2 separate regions of the Homo sapiens genome follow, and region 2 is linked to region 1. The links are chromatin contacts, found by Hi-C in ENCODE. All regions are on one chromosome and are shown on one strand. The core of a region is the stretch at or near the end of the contact, and the rest is flanking DNA. Distances in the headings are between cores, read along the strand shown.

Evidence for each region. A loop is a pair of places that touch in the nucleus more often than their neighbours do. Pooled maps may share reads with other maps.
Region 2: a map of ascending aorta shows a loop between it and region 1 (4-fold over the local background). The contact joins two enhancer-like sites. A Hi-C loop is called at or near these places in 5 of 168 maps with a recorded cell type or tissue (aorta, ascending aorta, chondrocyte and 1 more) and 6 of 50 pooled maps.

What each region holds. Positions count from the first base shown.
Region 1 is chr2:107,321,589-107,328,900 of GRCh38, forward strand. All of the region lies in intron 1 of LINC01789 (long intergenic non-protein coding RNA 1789), which reads right to left. Among named protein-coding and RNA genes, the nearest start is that of LINC01789, 40 kb to the right of the region's middle. Within about 2 kb of position 4,828, at least 4 of the 41 ENCODE cell types and tissues checked have a DNase peak (open chromatin) inside an H3K27ac peak, as active enhancers do; they include ascending aorta, where a contact is called at or near this core.
Region 2 is chr2:107,409,282-107,416,593 of GRCh38, forward strand. All of the region lies in intron 3 of LINC01885 (long intergenic non-protein coding RNA 1885), which reads right to left. Among named protein-coding and RNA genes, the nearest start is that of LINC01789, 47 kb to the left of the region's middle. Within about 2 kb of position 4,075, at least 2 of the 41 ENCODE cell types and tissues checked have a DNase peak (open chromatin) inside an H3K27ac peak, as active enhancers do; they include ascending aorta, where a contact is called at or near this core.

The DNA.
Region 1 (7,312 bases), core at 3,578-6,077:
CCAGGTGGGATGGCCATCACCTCAGAAATGCAATGCAAAGAAAGGTGGGTGTGTAGCAGTGAATTCTTTATCTTTTTTTCTCACTAAATCCTTATAACTACTCTGTGGGGTGTATACTATTATCCTATTTTATAAATGAGGAAACTGAGACTCCAGTTGAAAGCCTTGCACAAGATCTACTGCATGGCTGTCTTTGTATTTCTTTCAGAGGAAAACAGAATCTAGGTTTCTAAAGAGAATTTTCTTCAGGTACTTACTTGTACCCATTTCTATTGAAATGAAGCTATTCCTTTTATGATGACATAAGGCTGGATAATTTCCTGTATATATCAAATAGTGACAGAGTACAAGTACAAGAAGGATGGCTTAAAAGATTTCTCGTCACTGATTACAGGTGATTTATGGGAGAGAATGTTTCAACTATATTGCATTAAGGAGATAATGACATTCAAAAATAGTCCAAGCAATGAAGAAGGCTTGCGGGTTCAGATGGGTAAGGGGTCACCCTCACACCTGGATCCTAGCATCTATAAATATTGAGTGATGGCTTTTGTAACTAAAGCCTGGGAACCTCTGTATGAGTGATTTTAAATTCAGCTCAGGAAATCACCTTCCAAATCAATGGATGTGGTTCTTGGGGTCTCCAGATACATTCCACAAAGTTTCCATTTTTCAATTGGCTTTAAAAGAAAATTATGCTTGTCCTCCCTCAACCCCAATCTGAGCAAATTTACACCTTTACCTTCCTCTCAAAAAGGGAAAATTATTTGAAAGAAATTTTTTTTAAAATAAAATATCTGCCCAAGGTATTGTTAGCTCAAAGTAGCCGCCCTAATTCTTCAATCCTCTCATGGTTTATAAATTAGAGAAAACACAGCACTAAAAGTGGCCGAGATGGAAACAGTGATTATTTGTTCTTGTAGAAACCATTCATCTAAATTCTTTAACACTAATCCAGATAGACGGCTTTTAAAAAAGACCTCTAATTACTTTCCCGTTAATTATTTACATTCACCAAGTGTTTTGTGATTGTTCCTTAGTGAGTAGCCTCCTGAGGTATGTCACGGTATTAACTATTGATTTACAAATCTGGCAAAGGTGCATTATAGCTGGCTTGCCTACTCTACCCTTGGCTTAGGCCATTCCTCCCCAAGATAGATCTTCATCGCCAGTGACTTATCATTATCAATAGTGCCAAAAATGGAAGAATAATATAATAACTTATCTTTCTATGGTACCTTCCATCTAAAAATTATTGGTGTTAATCATAGATATGTGATATATGTATATATATTTTTTGTTTGTTTGTTTGTTTGTTTGTTTTTTGTTGTTTTTTTTTTTTTTTGAGGCTGAGTCTCACTCTGTTGCCCAGGCTGGAGTGCAGTGGTGCAATCTTGTCTCACTGCAAGCTCCGCCTCCCGGGTTCTCACCATTCTCCTGCCTCAGCCTCCCAAGTAGCTGGGACTGCAGGCACCCGCCACCACGGCTGGCTAATTTTTTGTATTTTTAGTAGAGATGAGGTTTCACCATGTTAGCCAGGATGGTCTCAATCTCCTGACCTCGTGATCTGCCTGCCTTGGCCTCCAAAAGTGCTGGGATTACAGGCATGAGCCACCGCGCTGGGCCAAAATTTATATTTCTAAGAGATCATTTAGCATAATGCAACCAAATGCTTTGTCATCACTTGCCAAGGTAAGTCAACTACAGGTTACCTGTATTCCTAGTTGTTACACTCAAAGCAGACACCACTAATCCACATTGGAATTGTCCCTCTGGTCCCATATCTAATTATAATGCTTCTTAACACAGTGCTCCAAGCAATTTCCTCCAATTGACTGTTTTTTATCTCCAGGGCCAATTCATATTTATCATCTACTATCCACAATTAAAATACCTTAGTGAGAGTAAGCCTATTACCTCTCAGGACAGCTCATTCCATAATTAACTCTGACTGTGAGAAGAGTTATTTTTAAATACTCAGTAATAGAGCCTATTCAGTTCCAAAATTTCTCCCTCTTACTTATCCTTTTATGTACGTTTTTCTTATCTACTCTGTATGTTTTAGCTCTTTTTTATCTTGTACCCTGATGGTGTCGATTCCAATCATGCTGGAAACAAAATATAATACAGCTGCTCATGTTTTATATGTTCTGTTTTATTTGCAAATCATTCAAGTTTTAAAAATAAGCAATTTCTGTTGTGGGTTTGGTGGCAGCATTGAGGAACATCCAAGCAGGAAAACAAAGACTCTCAAAACTGTTCTTAGAACTATTGGCAGGAGATCACCATAAGAGTCCCAAAAGATGAAGAATTAGAAAATAATTCAGAGTTGAAATTGGAGTTGCATTTTGAAAGGCCAGGAAGGATTTTTCTAGACGGAATAAGGGAAGCACAGTTCAAGGAGAGAGATGGGACGAGGATGTTGTGGCTGGCTGTAAAAGATCTTCTAGTTCAGTTCTCCAACTTAAGCTGGAGGAGTCATGAAGCCACAGGTTGCGAGGCTCCATTCCAGTGTCTGATTCCATAAATTTTAGGTGAAACTTCAGAACTTATGTTTCTAACAAGTTTCCACGCAACACTGATGCTATTGGTCCAGGGACCACACTTTGCGAATCACTGTTCTAGCCTTAGCACACTCCTGCGTCCCTGCCTGCAATTCCAATAGGCTACGCCTTCTTGTCTGCCTGGCTTGCTTTCTTAGCAGTGAGCATGGAGTGGGCTCAGGATGAACATATGGTTCTCATTAAACCTTGAATCTTTGTCAGCCCCACAAGGTTATCTATGTCAGCCTGGCAAATGTGCACTTACAGTGGGCCCAATTGACAATTGTCAGGAGTAAGGCTGCAGGGGTGGAGGGAGAAAGTGGAGCTAGTATAAGAGGTGGTGAGGAGATTGCAGAGGGCAGCATGGGGGCAGGGTGGAAGGAGCTTCCTTTCCAAAGCTCCGTGGTGGGGTCTAGAGCCATTCTCAGCAGTCACTGAGATTGGGGGCACTGAGTTTGCAAGAACACATAGTACAGTGGCCTCATAAAAGTTATCATCACCATTGCTGGGTAAAGTGATTGCTGCAACTTCTTTTCTCCTTCCCTTGAAGAATTGCACTTTTTATTTATGTAACTGATCACCTTAACAGCCATTCAACCCAAAATTCTTTTATGTTTCTTTCTATATATCCCAAGCCATCCTCCTGGTTTCAATTCTCATTGTACCTATCCTTTAATGAGATTCCAGATTAATTAATCCTAATATTTTAACTCTATAAATGATCCCTGTTTTGTCAACACTAATGCAATGAAAAATATTTTTCTTTGTATTGAGACCATTCTGTGTAATTAGCTTGGCCTCATGAGTCAGTCTATTTGCAAATTTGCAAATCCGCAGGATTGACTTCACTCTTTACAAGCTTCCTATCATGCATACAGCTCTAGAATTTCATTTCGCTCAAGCAGTTCTTTCCTTTCTCCTAATCTTGTCCTCAATTCAAAGATCACAGAACACTGATAAAGAAGATGATGCCAGATCTGTCAAAGAGAGGGAGATTAAAGAGAGGAGAGAGCTACAGAGAGATGTGATGTGGGAAAGAGGTGGTGGGCTGAAGTAGCTGCTCACTATGTTGTTACATTTGCTTTGGGGACACTTGTTATGGACACACTTGGCAAATTCCTAATGGGCAACCTTTGCAATCCCTTATTCTTGCTGTGTTTTTCCTAGAAGGAAAATTTGGGGGACATGTCAATTCATTTTACCAGGGAACTTGAGAAGCCCCATGCTCTTTCATTGACGGTTTGGACGCTGAGGCTGTCTTGTGCATCCAGGTGGCATTTGTCCTCTTAGTACAGCTTGATGGGCTTTCCTTTGAGGACCTCAATGTCACTTCCTTATCACCTCCAAGGCTTTTTCTATCCAGAGTTCACATGAGCACGTACTGTTAAAAATCTACTCCTCTTCTTTGATGGTGCCCACATACCCAAGCAGAAGGATCATGTATCTATCAGCCAAGAGGGCAGACCACCACAAGGGAGTTGGAGAGAAGAGGAAACATTCTTGAAATGTTGCAGAAACATTATCTACAACCAATTTTTTAAAATAAACAATTGATTTCATTTGTGGCTCAACAGATCATATTTGTTTCTATTCCCATGCCCTCATAGTTATTTCTGTACTTCTCAATAATTACCCCAATCTAAACTAGTTTTATCACATGACAACTTTTACAACCTATGAGATTGTATAGGTACTTATTGATTCCACCAGATTTTCTTCCCTTTCCCAAGTATTAAAATGATGTTAGGTACATGTTTTTATTTAAAGTTAAGGTGGGTTTTCATTGGTTTTGCTCTAAGCATTTAAACCATCCCTTAAATGAGTTGGGGACACTCTGAGGGTATTTCAAAGCCCCAATCAAGACATGCTAATCAGAGTGGCTCAGTTTCTGAAGCGCGCCCTTTTATTCCCTTTGCCTGGCTAATTACAAATGGATCCTAAGTACACTGTGGGTCAAAAAAATTAGAAAAGGCCAAAGACACAAGTGAACTCTGACAAGAAGGCTCTATGTTTTCACTTCTCTTAGTCACTGGGCCTTTGTGGTTGGGAACAGCTGTTGCAGAGAAGAAAACAGGACATCTTGAGCCTCAGGGGAAACACCAACTGGAATATGTTAATCTTTTTTGCCTAAAATCCAAGCAGCTTATCTTTTCTGAAGGTTCTCCTGGCTAATGAAAAGTATGCTTAATATTGCAAATTTTGCTTTGCAAGGCCTTTTGTCTAGTGTCATTTTCTATTTGTGAATTTTCCTTTTGTTCCCTTCACCAACCCTCCTACCAAGCGAACCCAGCACATGTTTGGCTTCCAGTCAGTTCTTCTTTGAGTCTAAAAGTCTTGGCATTTCTGTCTTAGTTTTGGCCATAGGAAAGAGCATTTTTCAATAATGCTGCTGAAATGCTGCTTTCTCTACTCCAGAGCTTTATCTGGCAAAAGGATTTACTGGGACTAGACCCAAAGAAAACAGAAAAAGAAAAAGGGAAAATGGCTCTGGAAGGCAAGATGCCAGCTTATTCGCTCTTGAGATTTTGCAACTTCCCACTACTCTTTCCATAACCTCAGTCCTTTACCCTAGGGTGTCTTTGCATTTCTTATGAGTAGAGCTGGTCCCCCCAGCACTAGGCCATGGAAACTCCCTTTAACTGTGCTTTCCTTACATGCCAAACATTTGGAACTGAGGCAACCCTCATGACAGGCAGAAGCAGTCAACTTAGTGCTGAGTCCAGCAAGATGATCAGCTTTGACCAAGACCCCTACAGAAATTGGACATCCCAGGGTTATGTATAGCATTATATGAGGCTACGTTTCCACCTTATTTGTCTCTAGTGTACTTCAAACATTCTTTGTTTTGTGTCCTGTCTCATGAATCATTCCCTCTTCCTTTATGCCAATTTTTACTCCATGTATGTGAGCTGCTCTCTCAGACCTGCTTCTGCTTTCCAGTGTTTTTGATTGCTTGTCATGGGCAGTGTTGAAAAGAGAGCAGGTGGTGGAGGTGAAGTGTTGTAGTGGAAGTGGAAGCTTCTTGCAATTTTTCTGAGAAAGCCTAGGCTTTCTATTGCATGTGGATGAGCTGAGAACTCTCTACCACCTTTTTCTTCCTTTTTGTCTTTGGGCTCCAGCGAATAACCCACTGCAATCTCCACTTCTGCACCTGAGCTATTACTTCTAGCTGGTTGTTCCCTGCTCCCCACACACCACTATCAACTGTCATACAGGCTGAAGTATGCAAAGGACCATTTGAGGTTTCCTAAAGTATTTAGTTAACAGTTCATTAGCAAAAGAGAAAGGAGGTAACAACAACATGTGTGCTGAAATTTCAACTGGTATCATCTCATAATCAAATTAGTCTTAATGGATGTAGCCAGCTGGGCCTTGATTTCATTTTCAGAGAAGTACTTTAATATTTTCCTCCACAATTTCTAGATAAATAGATTTTTACCACAATAGATGGATAACACGCATTGTTCTTCCCCATTCCAAAATGTTATATTTTAATACTTACTTGAAAACTATTTCTATAAATAGCTCAATATATTTCTAATCATTTACATAGTAATTGTATTCTCAGAAATCTTGCTTGTTGGCCAGACAAGGAACAAAAAGCCTGTGAATATTACTATGAATATTCCTCAAAGTATAGATTTGTCTATACTCCTTATTAATATCTGATGAGTTTGAAGTTGTATATTTCCTCTCTAAGCCAGTTGTTTAAAAGAATTATACATGTTTAAAAAAATCCAAGTGATTGGAATTTGAAAGTTTAAGCATTTGTTATAAATTTCCAGTTTTCTCACATTTTAATTAAATAATAAAGCCTATAACTTTATGTCTTGAGCAACTTATTGGAATTATCTTTCTAGTCTGGTACATGAATTACATGTGTAAATATCCTATAAATTGTTGAAATGGATGTTTATTCATGATTCTAGGACACAAATGTGAAAATATTTCCACTAAATATTTGATATTAATGGTAGAATTGACTCTTCTATGTCCTTGTTTATCGTCTTCTTGAGATATTAGGTTAAGAGTAATATTATACAGATTCTCACTTCTAATACGTCAGTCAATAAATCATTGCATTTGCAGCTTATATTTATTTAAATCTGACATTTTCTAATTATTGCCTCAATTTTTTTAATTGGTAGGTATTTTCCACAGTTTTAGGCTTACAAAAAAAAAGTCCAATGGAAAGTACAAAGAGTTATCATATACACCTGTCCCCAAATTTCCCCTATTCTTTGCATCTTTCAAATAGTTCATTTGTTTTGTGGACATTACACCTTTTGGAATTGTCCCACAATTCTTGGATATTATTTTCTTTTTCATTCTTTTTTAAAATTTTTGCATTTCAGTTTTGGAAGCTTTAATTAACATTTCTTCAAGCTCACTAATTTTTTTCTTTGGCTGAGTCCAGTCTACTGATGAGCCTATAAAAGGAATTCTTTATTTCTGTACAGTGTTTTTGATTTCTAGCATTTCCTTTTAATTCTCAAAGTTTTTATCTCTCCGCTTACATTACTCCTCTGTTCTTGCATGTTGTCCTCTTTTTGCATTAGAGCCTTTAGTGTATTAATCATAGTTGTTTTAAAGTCTGGGTCTGATTATTCCAATACCTGTGACACATGTACAGCTGATTCCAGTGATTGTCCTGCTCTCCAGACTGTTATTTTTTGGTCTTTCAGTGTGCCTTATAATTAGTTGTTTCTTAAAGCCAGACATGATGCACTGGGTAAAAGGAATAGAGATACATAAGACCTCAGTGTATT
Region 2 (7,312 bases), core at 2,825-5,324, 87 kb after region 1:
GAGACATATAATATAGAAATACTATGTCAGAAATCCATGTAAAAGAATGGAGCCACATCAATTAGCAAGCAATAAAATACTTTTAAACATAAGCAGGCAGATTTGGAAAAGAACCAATGAGAACTTTCAGAAAAGGAAAATACAATTGGTCAAACAAGCAAAATCAGTGGGTGGTTTAAACAGCAGATTTGACATGACTATAGAGAGAATTAGTGAATTGTTGAAAAAGGACAAAGAGATATAAAAAAGTTACTATGGTGGATGCCCAGGGCTTAGTCTTACTAGAACCCCTCTGAGTAACTGTTGAATGTGCATTGAAATAATTTCTCAAAGGACTATAGGCAGGAAGCTTTACCCACTGGTTTTCATTCTCCATTATTTAAAAGTCACTTTCCAGTGTTAACCCCCCTGTGTCTCTAGGCTGTGCAGAGAGAATCTAGAGCTTTGAGCTTGAGGTGGGTGCCAATGGCCTGCAGGGAGCTGTCCATGGGTCCGATGGGCCAAAGGATTATGGCGTGGGAAGTCAGCCTGATGCAGACTGAAGAAGAATCACCGGAAACAATAAAAGTTAATGATACAGGTGCCTTGGCTGCATCTCAGGCTTAGAGACTCAGAATCTTTGTAAAGGTGACTTAGGAATCCACATTTTTAAAAAGCAAACCTCCAGTGTGTTTTATCATATTCACTAAAGTTTGAGAAATGTCCTGATGTCCTTTATCTGCAGTACACAGAATTTAAAATTGAAGTATTTCTTCTCAATTTTAGCTTGCCTCAAAATATTGCTATAGTGATAGCCTTGGGGAAAAATACCATATTACTATTTATTTTGACCAAAAGAAAAAAATAAGAAGAGCTTTTATGACTTCAGGACCTGAGTTCCAGTAAGAATTTCTAATTATGCTCCTTCCCCACCTTAATCCTTTTGGATTGCAATAGGATGGGAAACAAGTAAGTTGGAAAGTGTTACATTATTATTTTAAAATAGGGAAAATGTCCTCACATTTACTTTGACTTTTCTGATCCACTTTACCATTTACACACTTATATTTATATCCAGTGTCGTAACATCCTATACCAACCTCAATATTTCAGAAAACGTGAAACTACCTAGAATTATTTATTTTTTGGTAAAAACTTTCAATCAAATGTAACAGCTTCTTCTCTACCTGCTTTCTCTGCAGGCAACTGGTTTTAGTGATTCCTTTCTTCTTCTGCCACTTTGTCAGAATACCCTGGGGTGTTCAGCCTCTTAGCTCATGGAAACCTCATCTCTTCTACCCAAAGACAATTGAACCTAGAGATATATGACATAAGAGAAACCAAGCATTGCTCCCATCAAATGTATTATATACACTGTTTACACACAGGGGCCTTTTCTAGCTTACTAAATCCTACCTCAATTGCCTTGTTTCCATTGCTCTGAGACAAGAAATAAAGACAAACTGATGTGGTATTTCATGTCTCAATCCAGACATAGCTTGAAAGAGGTTCTCTGTATATGCCCACCTATGGCTCCTTACCTGTGGGTGAGTCCCTACATCCTTCCACAGGACCCAATGTCCTCTTTAATTGAACCTCTGCCAATTTCCTCTTGTGTTCTATAGCCCTTGTCTTTTGATGACCTTCCTTTGGATTCAGTGTTTGTGGTGAAAACTTCCAGTTTAAAATCTTGTTAGTACAGAAAATGTTACAATGATTAATGATGTCTTCTTAAAAAAAAAGATAACTTCTCAAATGCCTTCCAAAGAGGTACTTTCTTTATGAAAAAGAACATTTTATCTCTGAATTATTTTAATTATGTTCTGCTGACAGAAAACATTATGCAGGAGGCCATCATTCCAGAGGGCTCCTCACAGTGGATGTTTGTATAAACACAGTTATACCTTTCCTCTTCCTTTCTTCCCTCTTCCCTCCCCTCGCTCCTCCCATCTTTCCCTCTTTCTTTTCCTCCATTCATTCTTTCTTCTCCCTGTATGTTTCCTTTTTCTTTCTTTCACTCTTTCTCTTTTACCTTTTTCTTTTTTTTTTTTTTTTTGGCATTTCTTTTACTTTTGAGAACTCTCTGCTAAGGGCTAACTCAGGTAAAATATTAATAGATGTCAAGATGTTTGAAAAAACCAAGTTGGTAATTATAGGGGAAAGGTATGCAGCATAACACAGGGCAATGACACTGTGCCAAGCTAAGAATAAGGCTAGCAAACTATAGATGACGTGTGCATAGTGGGAGCTGTACTAAGTAAACCTAGCAGCGGTTAGAACAGGGAAATCTTCAGTAGTCTTTATATTTTGACTTCAAAGCAGCAATTTGGCTACTTAAATACTGCAAAAGATGGGATTTAGAAAGCTATAAAGGATAAATAATGTAGATAAATAAAAGGTAAATGATGTAGATACATCTCAATGTAGATAAATCTTGTGGCTTCTTTTATACCATAGATCTGTAGGCTGACCATATGTCCTGGCTCATGCAGGATGGCTCTTGTTTACACTTGTCTTAATTCAATAATAGTGGCTCCTTTTATTCACAGCAGTGTTCTAGTTTGGATGGTAAGGTATACGTTCACATAATATATCAGCAAAATGTTTCTGATAGGTATTTTTGAGTCATTTGAGAGTTTTGGGCAGTCTTGGGCTCATGCTTCCTTAACCTGTACATTTGTAGGTTGAAAAAAAGGATTTCAGGAATCTAATTATGCTTGAGGCTCTGCTTACATAGCATACAGCTGAAACAATGTCTCTCGATACACTGTAAAGTAATAGCCTACACACTGTAAGCTGACAGACCAGAATAACTGTTGGAAACCTCTGGATGCAGGGGTAGTTTTGTCTAAGAAAAGCTATAGTGTTCTGTGAAAAGTGTCTGGATGAAGTCATGGACAAAATAAGGTAATGAGTGGTGATTGCACAAACCAGATTCCTTGCCCTGATAAATAGAGAGAAAAAGTAATTTCGCATCATCAAACTCCAGCTGAACTTGCCAATATATAAACGTAGAAAATCAGCCGCCATTGTTAACCAAACTTATCCAAATGTGAAAGGGAGCAGGGAAAAGAGAAATTCAAGTAATTCAACAGTTCTGAGATCTATGAATAATAGGAATTAGAGAAATGGAAAAATTTAGCACAGTGTTAGGATAAGTGATTCATGCCTCCAGAGTTCACATGCAGTATTATCATCATAAAAGAAATATGTGTAATTTTTATTAAAAAATAAAAGTATCTTATAAGCTTCAGAAAGAGAAATTTTAAGAAAAGGGATTTTCAGAAATTCAATCTTCATGGTTGTAAGAAAAATTAAAAGTTAGGGTCATGACCCACTTAAATGTTCAAAGTCATATTTGGTAAGTTCTTGTGTCAAAGAGTGCTTTCAGTCATCATTATGGAACGTGAGAACCTGGCAAGCTGCAGCCGAGAACATTGTCTTCTGTGTCATAGTAAAGATGTTCAGTTTTAGACCCTGAGCTAACATTCAGCTCAGAAGTCTCTCAGTGAGAGTTGGGAAAGAAAGAAAAACATTCTGAGAAGCTTAATGTCAGGCAGTATTATTTGTTATATTTTTAAGAATCTGTGTGTGTGTACGACTATTTCTTTTCCCTGCTAAACACTGTACTCAACTGTGAGTAGCAATGAGAAATTTTGTGTTATCATCATAGTTGATACAGAAAATTTAGTAACTACCATTAAGGGTATCAGAGGTAACTGCATCTGTCACTTACATGGATTTGGTAGCAATACTAGGAGAAAGAGACGGGTTCATTTTCACTTTACCAACTGATGTGGCAGTGTTCAATATAATCTTCTTTGATATATTCACCAGGAATCTTTGTCAACTGTATGAATGTGGTCCCTGACTCATTCTTGTTTGGAAAGGGGCTAAACAGCTAACATAATAATGTCAAAATTTGAACTATTTTTAAACCCCAGGACTGACTAAATATTACTCAGTCAAAAAAGAAATTTGTTTGAATTATTTGGCTTGGTATTTTAGACCATGAGTAATGTCGCAGCCTATTTCAAAATCTGCCTCTTGACATTGGCTATGCAGACCTATAAAGCCATAAAGGCTAAATCTTTCTTAATTGGACAAGCAACAGTGCCCTGCCCCCAAGCCAACACACTTAATGAAAAATGACTGGGATCATTTTTTGCAAGTATGGTAAAATAAATCTGGATCAAACAAAATGTTCTGACTCTTTATTTTACTTAAGAATATTTGATGTTCTGCTCCACTGAAATAGTAGAAGGAAAATGAATTAGGAATTTCTAAAAAGCTATCTGAAAAAATTTACAACATTTTCTGCCATGAGTGTTACATCTTTGTTGGCAGACAGTGAACTCTCCAGATCATTGCTCTTGATTAGCAATTTGTAGAGCTAAATCTGGGATTATGATGTAAAAACCACCAGATAAAGAAGAAAATGTGAAAACAGGTTTCTCTGTAACAGCTAAAGAATGCCACAAATTAATTCTTTTTAAACACAAGCATGCTTCCACAAGAGTGTTTTCACTTGATTCTAGAAGGTGTTTTAGCACAGTGCAGCTCAAAGTGTGGCCTATGGCCTGGTGCTGGTGTACAAACTGTCACCATTCTGAGACAAGATAAGCAAAAAAATGAGCCTAAGAAACTTTTACAGCCATTTAAATAACTGAGAGTAATTTTTCCATCTGTTGAATCTACTAAATAAATGATGTTTTATTATATTTTTAATTTTTTCCAGAAATTTCATTTTTATATATTTTATATAAGTGAAAAGAAAATTTAAATACTGTCATTTCAGCATATGTAGCTTGAGAAACATTGTTCTAGAACTCAAAAATTACTTCTTGTTGGTTTTCCAAACAAAACAAAAAAGTCAAAAAAGATGCCCAGTGACATCCCAATACCTTTGGAGATCATGACTCATTTAGTTGAAAATGAACATCGAAGTCAGTAAGCTTAGCAGTATTTATAACTTATCCACGCGTTACTTTTTTAACAGAAACAACTGAAATGCAAAGGTATTAAGAGTGTATTTTGACAGATCTATAGTTGATAATCTCACATACATGAAACTCGTTAAAAATTTAAGGCCATGGAGTCTACAGAGCAGAAAGAATAAAGAGTAACTCGGTTAAAACTAAAGTTAGGGACTCTAATTCCAGCTTCATCCAGAGGACTTTCTTTCAGTGTTCATCTAGACAAGACTTACATTTCCTATCCCCTTGTGGTGTAGCTAGGCCTGTTAACCAGCATCAGATCCAAACAGGAAGGGCAAATGGACTTGTCCCACACTGGATCTCTGCCTGTAAAGTACCTCTCTTGAGAGTCCCGCAGGATGTGGCTAACGACAATGAGCTCACAGAGGTGAATCAGTAGGTCTCCCTCCATCATCCTAAGGAGGAACAACCCTGTTCAACAAGCTGCACCAAGTTAAATTCAAAAGTGATTTGTTTTCTCAAATTTTTCAATGAAAAGAAAACAGATAAACACTTTTCCGTTTTAAGCTTTCCATTTACCATTATTTAAAAGCTCTCAGTGTCTTCTTTCTCTCTGAATCTGCCTTCCAGCAGTAATTATGAAATAAATTGACAGACAATCCTTTTTTCCTTTAAATGTGATTTCTTAAAAATGTGTACTAAAAATGTTAAGATGAAGAGATACATATTACATGGAGCTACATTTTTTTTTTGCAAGAAAACTGTCTTCTTAGAACATAAAAAGGAATAAGTTGCTTTATGCTAATGATCAACATGGCATCAAGGTATTATGCACCTGAATACATTTTGAGGCTGATTGGCTGAGATCAATGCATGACAAATTCTTTCTATTCTGGGCAGATGGTCCATCTTATAAATGCAATCTACAGCTATTCACTTCAGCGCCTGGGGTTGTAAGGGAATTTTATTACCTCCTAGAATAATGTTCTTATGCAGAGCTACCTCTTCATAGCTAGGTAATTAATTGGATTTGTCCATTCATCCATCATTAAATATTTATATCATCTATGTGCCAGGTGGCCAGTGGTCACTAGGCTAATTAAACCTAGTGTGGTTAATAAAAAACCAAGATCCCAGATCTCATGTAGGTAACAGTTTAATGGGAGAGGCAGACAATGAATAAAAAGATAAATACTTAATTATAAATTGTGCAAAGTGTTAAGCAGGAAACATGAGTAGGATGCAGTGATAGAAAAGTCATGAGGCGCTCTCTGTCTTCATCTGTCCCTAAGTCCTGGCCTAGAGATGGTGTCCGTTTATCTCTTTTCAGTTCATGGCTCAATAGTTCTATGAAAACCTCTTCACAATCGATCCTCATGACTCTATGGGACACTTATTTTAAAAAATCTCATTTGTAGACCTCACGTTGGACTAACTGAATCAGAATCTCTGGGCATGAGGCTACAAAAATTAGCTGGGCATGGTGGCACACACCTGTAATCCCAGCTACTCAGGAGGCTGAGGCAGGAGAATCGCTGGAACCTGGGAGACGGAGGTTGCAGTGAGCCAAGATTGTGCCACTGCACTCCAGCCTGGATGACAGAGCAAGACTCCATTTCAAAGAAAAAAACAAAAAGTTCCAAATTTGAATGCAATGCATAGTGAAGGTTGAGGAACTCCATTCCCACTGAGGCAGAATTTCATGAGTGGTGCCACAACGAATACCCCATCTGCCTGGTTTTCTCTCTGGACTGCTAGACTCACAGGGGACTCCTACATCAATCATCACAGCCAGCTGTGTGGCCTGGGGTAGTGCTGATGCTATGGCCTGCAGAACCCTGGAGCTGTGACTAGTCTCTCCTGGACCAAAAGTCCACCTAACCTTCACAGGAGAGCCCTGTCTCTCAACCGGCTGCAGAAATGATGAGGGGAGCTACAACTTGCCAAAAATGAAAGTAAAAGCTGTTTCTCCACCTTTCAAACACATTCTCCAAAGTTTCCAACTTTTCTTCACATCACCTCCTTCCTCCTGGCCTTTGGATAGGAGTCTCGAATTCCTCCCTTTAATTTTTCAAATTCAATCCATTGTGCATTTCTGTACAGTGTTTCTCTGACACACCCCTTTCTTTCCACTCTTGCTGCTCCCACCTTAGGCCTAAGTATGGCATCTCGTTTGGACGTGCACAGCCTGCAAACCGATTATTCCCGAATTCATTTCTGAGAAAACACTTTCTAAAGGGCCTTCACATGTTTTCCATTGTAAAGTTTCATTTTTTCCCCCATGTTGTTTTTCACCCTGGTGCCTCTCCCTCCATTGATTATAATTTCTTGATTTCCTGAAGCAGTTTTGATAACAACCATTCTTTTACTTCATCTTCCTAGAATTAGACAAATGT